2 separate regions of the Homo sapiens genome follow, and region 2 is linked to region 1. A link is an interaction called in ENCODE POLR2A ChIA-PET data of the cell type or tissue named here. Cell type or tissue: Panc1. All regions are shown on one strand.

Region 1 (4,000 bases):
TTAAGTGGCCTTTCAATAAGGATATTTTTAACTGTGATATTTTTAGTCTAAGACACAAACTACATTTGAATGAGTATCTATTCTGAGCCTGTACTTTGATTACATTTCAACATGTAATCACAACATGGATAGTTGCGGTTATAGAGTCATAAAAACAATCTGCATGAAGGTCCAGTATTCTGTAGTGATGTTATTTCTTATTATATCGAAAACATTCATAACAAAAAATATTTGTAGAAGCGGTTGATCATCTGTTTTGAAATCTGTCTACCTTTCTAAGAATGTTGAGGGTTTGTTGCTTGTTTTAAAAAAGCACCATTCTGTGGGATATTGAAAAAGCTGCTTTAACCTGAAATAAACTCACTAGTAGTATTTTGACAGTCATCCTTCTGTTAAAGTTCCACTTGTGGAAATGCTGTTCTGTATTTTCATAAATTTTAGTTGCATTATGATTTGGAAGGAGTCTTGCAGGTACTCTAGTGTAAGTTCCCCTGTTATGCTAAAAGAGTCTCCTTTATGGTATCCTCTACACAGCGATAGAAGCTTGAAGGGACATCTCCAATATTTCTTTCCCCCTGAGGCAACACATTCCCACTTCAAATACATGTATTAGAAAATTGTTCCTGGCTGGGCATGGTGGCTCACACCTGTATTCCCAGAAATTTGGGAGGCTGAGGTAAGGGGATCACTTGAGGCCAGGAGTTCGAGACCAGCCTGGGCATGTAGCAAGACCATGTCTCTACAAAAAATAAAAACCATTAGCTGGGCATGGTGGTGCACGCCTGTAGTCCCAGCTACTTGGGATGCTGGAGGGAGGAGGATTGCCAGACCCTGGAGGTTGAGACTGCAGTGAGCTATGATTGCATCACTGCTCTCCAGCCTGGGCTATAGACAAGACCCCATCACAAAACAACAACAAAAAACCCAGAAAATTGTTCCTTATAATAAATAAAAATAAATAAGATTCACTTAAGATCTAATTTGATACTTATAGTAAGAAAACTAGTAAATTCCTTTGCAGTCTCAAAGACTGACAATTTTAAACATTAATCTTTTTTTATTATGTGTTTAATTAATTTTTTTTGAGACAGAGCCTTGCTCTGTTGCCCAGGCTGGTGCCATCTTGCTTGCTGCAACCTCCGCCTCCTAGGTTCAAGGAATTCTCATGCCTCAGCCTCCCTAATAGCTGGAATTACAGGTGTGCGCCACCATGCCTGACTAATTTTTGTATTTTTAGTAGAGATGGGGTTTTGCCGTATTGGCCAAGGCTGGTCTTGAACTCTTGACCTCAAGTGATCCTCCTGCCTCAGCCTCCCAAAGTGCTGGGATTACAGGCGTGAGCCACTGTGCCTGGCCCTATTTTTTTTTTTTTTTTTTTTGAGTCTTGCTCTGTTGCCCAGGCTGCAGTTCAGTGGCACAGTCTGAGCTCCCTGTAGTCTTGCTCAGGCTGTCCTCCCACCTCAGCTCCCCAAGTAGCTGGGACCACAGGCACACACCACCATGCTCAGCTAATATTTTTAAAAAATTGTTTTGTAGAGACGGAGTCTCCATATATTATCTGAGGTGGTCTTGACCTCCTGGCTCAAGTGATCCCTCCCAGCTTGGCCTCCCAAAGAGTTGGGATTACAGTCGTGAGCCACTGCACCTGGCCAGTCTTATTTTATAGTATGAGATGCTTGTTTTAGAAACAATAAAATATTGTGGAAATATATAGCATTTCCTACTCCTTGCCAGGTTGATTCCTCATTGATAATTGCTGATACAACTTAGGTGTGTATCCTTCTATTTGCTGTGCTTGTACAAACACTTGTTTATCTATGCCTGCATTTTATAACCACTTTAGGTCTTTGCTGTCTTTTGTTACAAGTATAGGGGTTTAACTTGTAAGAATTTGTTGAGTGCATGATGAATTGGTATCTGTGACTAATCACACCTACTGACTAGTAGATGGTCACATCCACTGTTGAGCTCATTTCCTAACTGCCTCTGTAAAAAGATGTTACAGTCGTCTTTAGGAACTCTGTGTCCCCCAAAATAAGAGCTTTGTTTTAACTAAGAGGTATTTTAGAGGATGTCTATGTATTTAATGTGAAAGATTTTTTATGGTTAAGATGAGTAAATGCTTAAATTATAGGAAGAGTTCAGTAAAATGTCTGCTAGAATTCTCTTAAATATGTTATATTTTACATTTCCTGATTAGTTTTAAAATCAAAGGTGATAGGTTTAAAGAAAAAGAGATTATTGAGAAATGCAGCATCTAAGTCTGAGCACTTCCATTAAGATAAAAGTCCAATAGTTTTTTTTCTTAAATTTTTTTTATTTTTATTTTTTATAGAGATGGGGGTCTCACTATGTTACCCAGGCTGGTTTCGGACTCCTGACCTCAAGCAGTCCTCCCATGTTGGCCACCCAAAGTGCTGGGATTATAGGCGTGAGTGAGCCACAGTGACTGGCCCAAAAGTCCAGTAGTTTTAGGGATCATAGGAATTATTTATTTTAAGGTGTAGTGGTTAAAAGCATGGATTTTGAGTTCTAACTATACCTCTTACTAGCTGTGTGACCTTAGGCAAGTTACTTACCCTTTGTCTGTTTCTTCATCTATTAAAAGTTTTTATATGAATATCAAATGGGTTAATACTCATGCTTAGAACATTGCTTGGTTCATAGTATTATGTTGGTACTTTATTACTGTTACTGTATATTTTAAAAAGGATTTATGTAGGATGAAAAGTTTGGTTTAAAAAATGCCAGCAAAATCTCTCTGTCTCTTCCCCTTTTCTTTTGATTGTCATAGAAATCTAAAGACCAGTTAATCATAAAAGGAACATAACAAATGTTTTCTCACGTTATATAACTATTAGAAAATATAAGTCAGTATTTTCCTGCTCTGTAGAAAATAAAATCAGAGGATATCTTTATTGAATTGCCAAAAATTACTTCTGGGCCAATTTCTAGGTTTTCTGTTCATTTGGTTTCCTGTGTTTCTTTGAATCAAAAGGTTTTATGATTTGAGATGAAATGGAATAGAGAAAGAGGCTTTAGAATCAGGGGTTTACATTTAAATTCCAGTCCCACCACTTTCTGAGTAACTTTGGGCAGTGTATTTGTTATCTGTTGCTGTGTGACAAACAATTCCAAAATTTGGTTGCTTCAGAAACAATGATTTATTATTTCTCATTCTGTGGATTGGCTGTACTCAACCCAGGGGTTCTTCTGTTTCATGTAGAACATTTTGTTTACCCACATTTTTGGTCTTGGGTAGAAGAACAATGCAGTAATCTGTTTTTAAAACATTTTCTTTAAATGAAATTATGCTCATGCCTGTAATCCCAGCACTTCGGGAGACCGAGGCAGGTGGGTCATGAGGTCAAGAGATCGAGACCATCCTGGCCAATATTGTGAAACCCCATCTCTACTAAAAATACAAAAAATTAGCTGGGTGTGATGGCAGGCACCTGTAATCCCAGCTACTTGGGAGGCTGAGGCAGGAGAATTGCTTGAACCCAGGAGGCGGAGGTTGCAGTGAGCCGAGATTGTGCCATTGCACTCCAGCCTGGGCAAAAAGAGCGAAACTCCATCTCAAAAAAAAAAAAAAAGTCATGATACCTGGCACATTGTTAAAGCTCAGTAAATAGTATTTTTTTAAATTTTGTAGTGATAAAACAGTTGTCCCCAATGCAAAATGGCTATGTAAGAGTCCATTGGTTCATACTTGTTCAGCTCTTATTGGTGATGTTTAACAACATTTTCTTTGTTTTCCTGAATGAATGATGTATGCTATTAGCTTTTGTTGGTTGATCAATTCATTGAACAAATAATGAAGTGTTTTATGTGTTGGGAATATAGCATTAAAAGAATTAAAGTTCTTGCCCCCATGGAATTTATGTTCTAGTGGGGGCAGAGAGGAAATAGATAATAAGCCAACATATTTATCAGTTAATGACAAGTGCTATAGAGAACAGTCAAGCAAGATAAAGGAAGAAAGGCAAGTGCCATGTGT
Region 2 (4,000 bases), 400 kb before region 1:
CGCACGTCTTTGGTCCCAGCTACTCAGAAGGCTGATGTGGGAGGATTGCTTGAGCCTGGAAGGTCACACCTAGGGTGAGTTATGATCACACCACTGCACTCCAGCCTGGGCAACAGAGCAAGTCCCTGTCTCAAAAAAGTATAAATTTAACTCTTACTAAAATTCTTGAGAGGCTCTTGATTCCCTTGAAGATAAAATGTGAGATCCTTATTTTGGTATATAATATTCCATAGTTTGGTTCCTGTCTACCTCATATCCCTGTTCTCCAATACAACCATGCTGAATTACTACAGTTCTAATGTGCCATCTTAGGGATATTTCTAGGTCTTCATATATGTGATTTTTATCTTCTTGGAACCTTCTTTTCTTTTGCTTTCCCTGGATAATTTCTCCTCTTCCTTTTTTTTTTTTTTTTTTTTTTTTTTTTTAAGATGGAGTCTTGCTTTGTCGCCCAGGCTGGAGTGCCGTGGCGCGATCTCGGCTCACTGCAAGCTCTGCCTCCTGGGTTCATGCCATTCTCCTGCCTCAGCCTCCCGAGTAGCTGGGACTACAGGTGCGCGCCACCATGCCCAGCTAATTTTTTGTATTTATTTTAGTAGAGACGAGGTTTCATCGTGTTAGCCAGGATGGTCTCGATCTCTTGACCTCATGATCCGCCCACCTTGGCCTCCCAAAGTGCTGGGATTACAGGTGCGAGCTACCGCACCCGGTCTTTCCTCGTCCTTTTAATACTCAGTTGTCATGTCCTAGAGGAAGTCTTCCCAGATTGTGTTATGTTTATTTACTTATGCTCTTTTATTTCTCTAGTTCCTAGCATAACACTTGGCAGTCAGTAAATGTCAGTTGTATAAATGCAGAACTTACCTTTAGGTGCAACAATAGTAGCATTGATTCAGCATTCATTATGCGCCAGTTGCTGGACTGTGCTAGTTGCTGCTGACCGTATGTGCTTTATTGTTTACTCTCACAACAACCTGATGAAGGTAGGTGTTACTATTACCCATATTTTACTGTTGAGGAAACGGAGACTTGGTTAAGTCTAACTAATTGTCTGTGTGGCTAGCCTCTAAGTCACAGAATTTATATAGAACTGGATTTGAATCCTGTGGCCTGTTTGCAGAGCTATGCTTTTATACAGCTGTTACACAGTTGTTTCAAAGTTCCCTCGTTTATTTTTTCAAATTCATGATAAATAATTTCTTAATAAGAGCTGATTATTCTTAGGCTACATGTTTTTGCTTTTAAATTATCAAACTGGATTAGCTAAAACAAAGATTTTAAAATATTTGGCATTTAGGTATGAATGGGATAGGTATATGCTAGAGTTCCACACAGATTTAATTCAGTGGACTTAGTGTTTATTTCTATTCGGATTTTATACCAAAGAATACTGTGTGCTAAATAAAGTAAAAATATTTATCTTAACTGAGAATATTAGAACTACAAAGAACATTAGGCTTTATAAGTAGGAAAACAAGTATTCTACAAGATTATGTACTTTGCTCAAAGTCTTGTAGCATTTATTTGCAGAATCAGGACTGGAATTTGGGGCTCCTAACTTCCAATCCAGAATGTTTATCTTTCTCAACTATGAAAAGCTGATATACCTAAAACTGTAACAATATTTTCAAAGCTTAAAGAGAATTCTATTTTTATTATATTCTAGGTATTTGTGACCAAATTATTTAACACAAAAAGAACAAAGTGATATGACTACTTAAGGCAAAATCATTTATTCAGTGCTTAAGTAACTTATTACTTGTGTGCAAGTACTGGCTTGTTTTCTCAGATTTAACATATTTCGTGAAACATTTGCTAATTGATTTTTAAACCTGGAATGTGTTTTATTTCTTAAGCATCATAAACATAAGAGTAGGCTACCCAAGGAGTAGGTTTATATGTTATTAATATCTGGGTATAAACCATAAGAGCATATATTTAAAAGCATTTTATCTTACAGTCATATACCATCTTCACTGCATGAGTGGACATTTTAGATGAATTTTTTGCCTCAGCTATATCTGCTTTAGAAATTAATTTTCTTTGTTATAGTGAAGTTGACTAAAAAATGGTCACACTTAAACAGTGTAGAGAGTGGTAATCTGATAACTAATCTTTGTTGGTTTGTTTCAATTTTTGTTGTTGTTGTTTTTTGTTTTGAGACAGTCTTGCTCTGTTCCCCAAGCTGAAGTGTAGCGGCCTGATCATGGCTCACTGTAGCCTTGACCTGCTGGGCTCAAGCCATCCTCCCACCTTAGCCCCCCTGAGTAGCTTGGACTACAGGTGCCACTATGCCCAGCTAATTATTTTTTGTAGAGAGTCTCACTGTGTTGCCCAGGCTGATCTTGAATTACTGGACTCAAACAATCCTCCAGCCTTGGCCTCCCAAAGTGCTGGGATTATGGGTGTGAGCCACTGCACCTGGCCTGTTTTGGTTATTTGAGAAAATTATAATTTTTTTTTAAAATGTGACAGTGACGGAAAGAAGATGATACTTCCCTTTGCAAAATTCTAACCTTCCTTGTCCTCAATTTCATACCTTACTCATGAGTGTGGGGAGGAGATAGAAGATTTGTTTTATGCTAGGGCTGGGAATATGAAGATTGAGACTTGGTTCATTCTCCTCTAGGATTTAGCTGAGGTAATACTTGGAGTTTGTAAGGTGATGGTAAAAGTTTACTATTCTCTCCCTACCACGACTACCCAGGGCTTGGGGATTAAGAAGGGCTATGCTGGGCCACAGTAGGTCCTATCTTACATAAATGTACCTATATTCAAAGACGAGTCTATACTGGTCCAAACGTGGAATTACAAATCAAGACCATGTTTTGAGGCATGCTTTTTCCTTTTAGGATTATAAAAAAGAAATTCTGGCTTTTGATTAAAAAATAAACAATCTCAACAGACCAGTACTATCAGATTATTATTGCTAAGATTAATACCTTCTGAAATTGATTTTAAAACCATAAAGCACAGATTTTTAAAAAACATTATTATATGGTATATGGAGATGGGCCAACCATAAAAGATTGAATACATGCATGACAGCAAGGCTTATCTAGAAACCACCTTCTTTTGGTAGTGTTGCGTAGTTCATGAAAAATTAAAAATGATCACTAAGGTTGGATGAATATAATTTTGTTTTTTTTTTTTTGAGATGGAGTTTCACTCTTGTTGCCTAGGCTGGAGTGCAATGGTGTGATCTCCAACTCCTGGGTTCAAGCAGTTCTCCTGCCTCAGCCTCCCGAGTAGCTGGGATTACAGGCATGCGCCACCACACCCGGCTAATTTTGTATTTTGAGTAGAGACAGGGTTTCTCTATGTTGGTCAGGCTGGTCTCCAACTCCCGACCTCAGGTGATCCGCCTGCCTCGGCCTCCCAAAATGCTGGGATTACGGGCATGAGCCACCGCGCTCGGCTGGATGAATATAATTTTTATTGATACAATTTACATGGATGAGTGACCATTTTAAATCGTACAATTCAATAATTTTTAGAATACTCACAAGGTTGTACAACCATCACCATTATCTAATTTCTAGAGCATTTTCATTACCTAATAAAGAACCACATACCCAGTAGCAGTCTTTTCCTAGTTTCCCCTCTCCCCAGACCCTAGCAAATGCAGTAATCTGTCTCCATGGATTTGCTTGTTTGGGACATTTCATATATAGCCATGCATCACCTGACAAAAGGGGTATGTTCAGAGAAATGTGTCGTTAGGTAATTATATCACTGTGCAAACATCTTAGGGTATACTTACACAAACCTAGATGGTGTAGACTGTACACACCTAGGCTATATGGTATGATCTGTCAATCCTAGGCTACAAACCTGTACAGGATCTTACTGCCCTGAATACTCTAGGCAGTTGTAACACAATGGTAAGTATTGGTGTATCTAAACACCCCTAAACATGGAAAAGGTACAGTAAAAATAAGGTATTGTAAGTTGTACATGTGGTCTGTTGATTGAAACATTGTTATGTTGGGCATGACTC

Evidence for each region. Peaks named below come from ENCODE experiments on the same cell type or tissue, not always from the same donor. Only the 100,000 strongest peaks of a DNase experiment are listed, where the experiment ranks them.
Region 2: POLR2A ChIA-PET joins it to region 1 with 7 read pairs; 2 of 35 experiments call an interaction of 5 or more read pairs at or near these places.

The regions. Positions count from the first base shown.
Region 1 is chr11:33,315,916-33,319,915 of GRCh38, forward strand. The region is part of intron 2 of HIPK3 (homeodomain interacting protein kinase 3); the gene reads left to right. Among named protein-coding and RNA genes, the nearest start is that of KIAA1549L, 58 kb to the right of the region's middle. In Panc1, no CTCF peak of the experiment used is centred here; a DNase peak (open chromatin) is centred at 1,947.
Region 2 is chr11:32,912,781-32,916,780 of GRCh38, forward strand. All of the region lies in intron 1 of QSER1 (glutamine and serine rich 1), which reads left to right. Among named protein-coding and RNA genes, the nearest start is that of QSER1, 22 kb to the left of the region's middle. In Panc1, no CTCF peak of the experiment used is centred here; no DNase peak of the experiment used is centred here.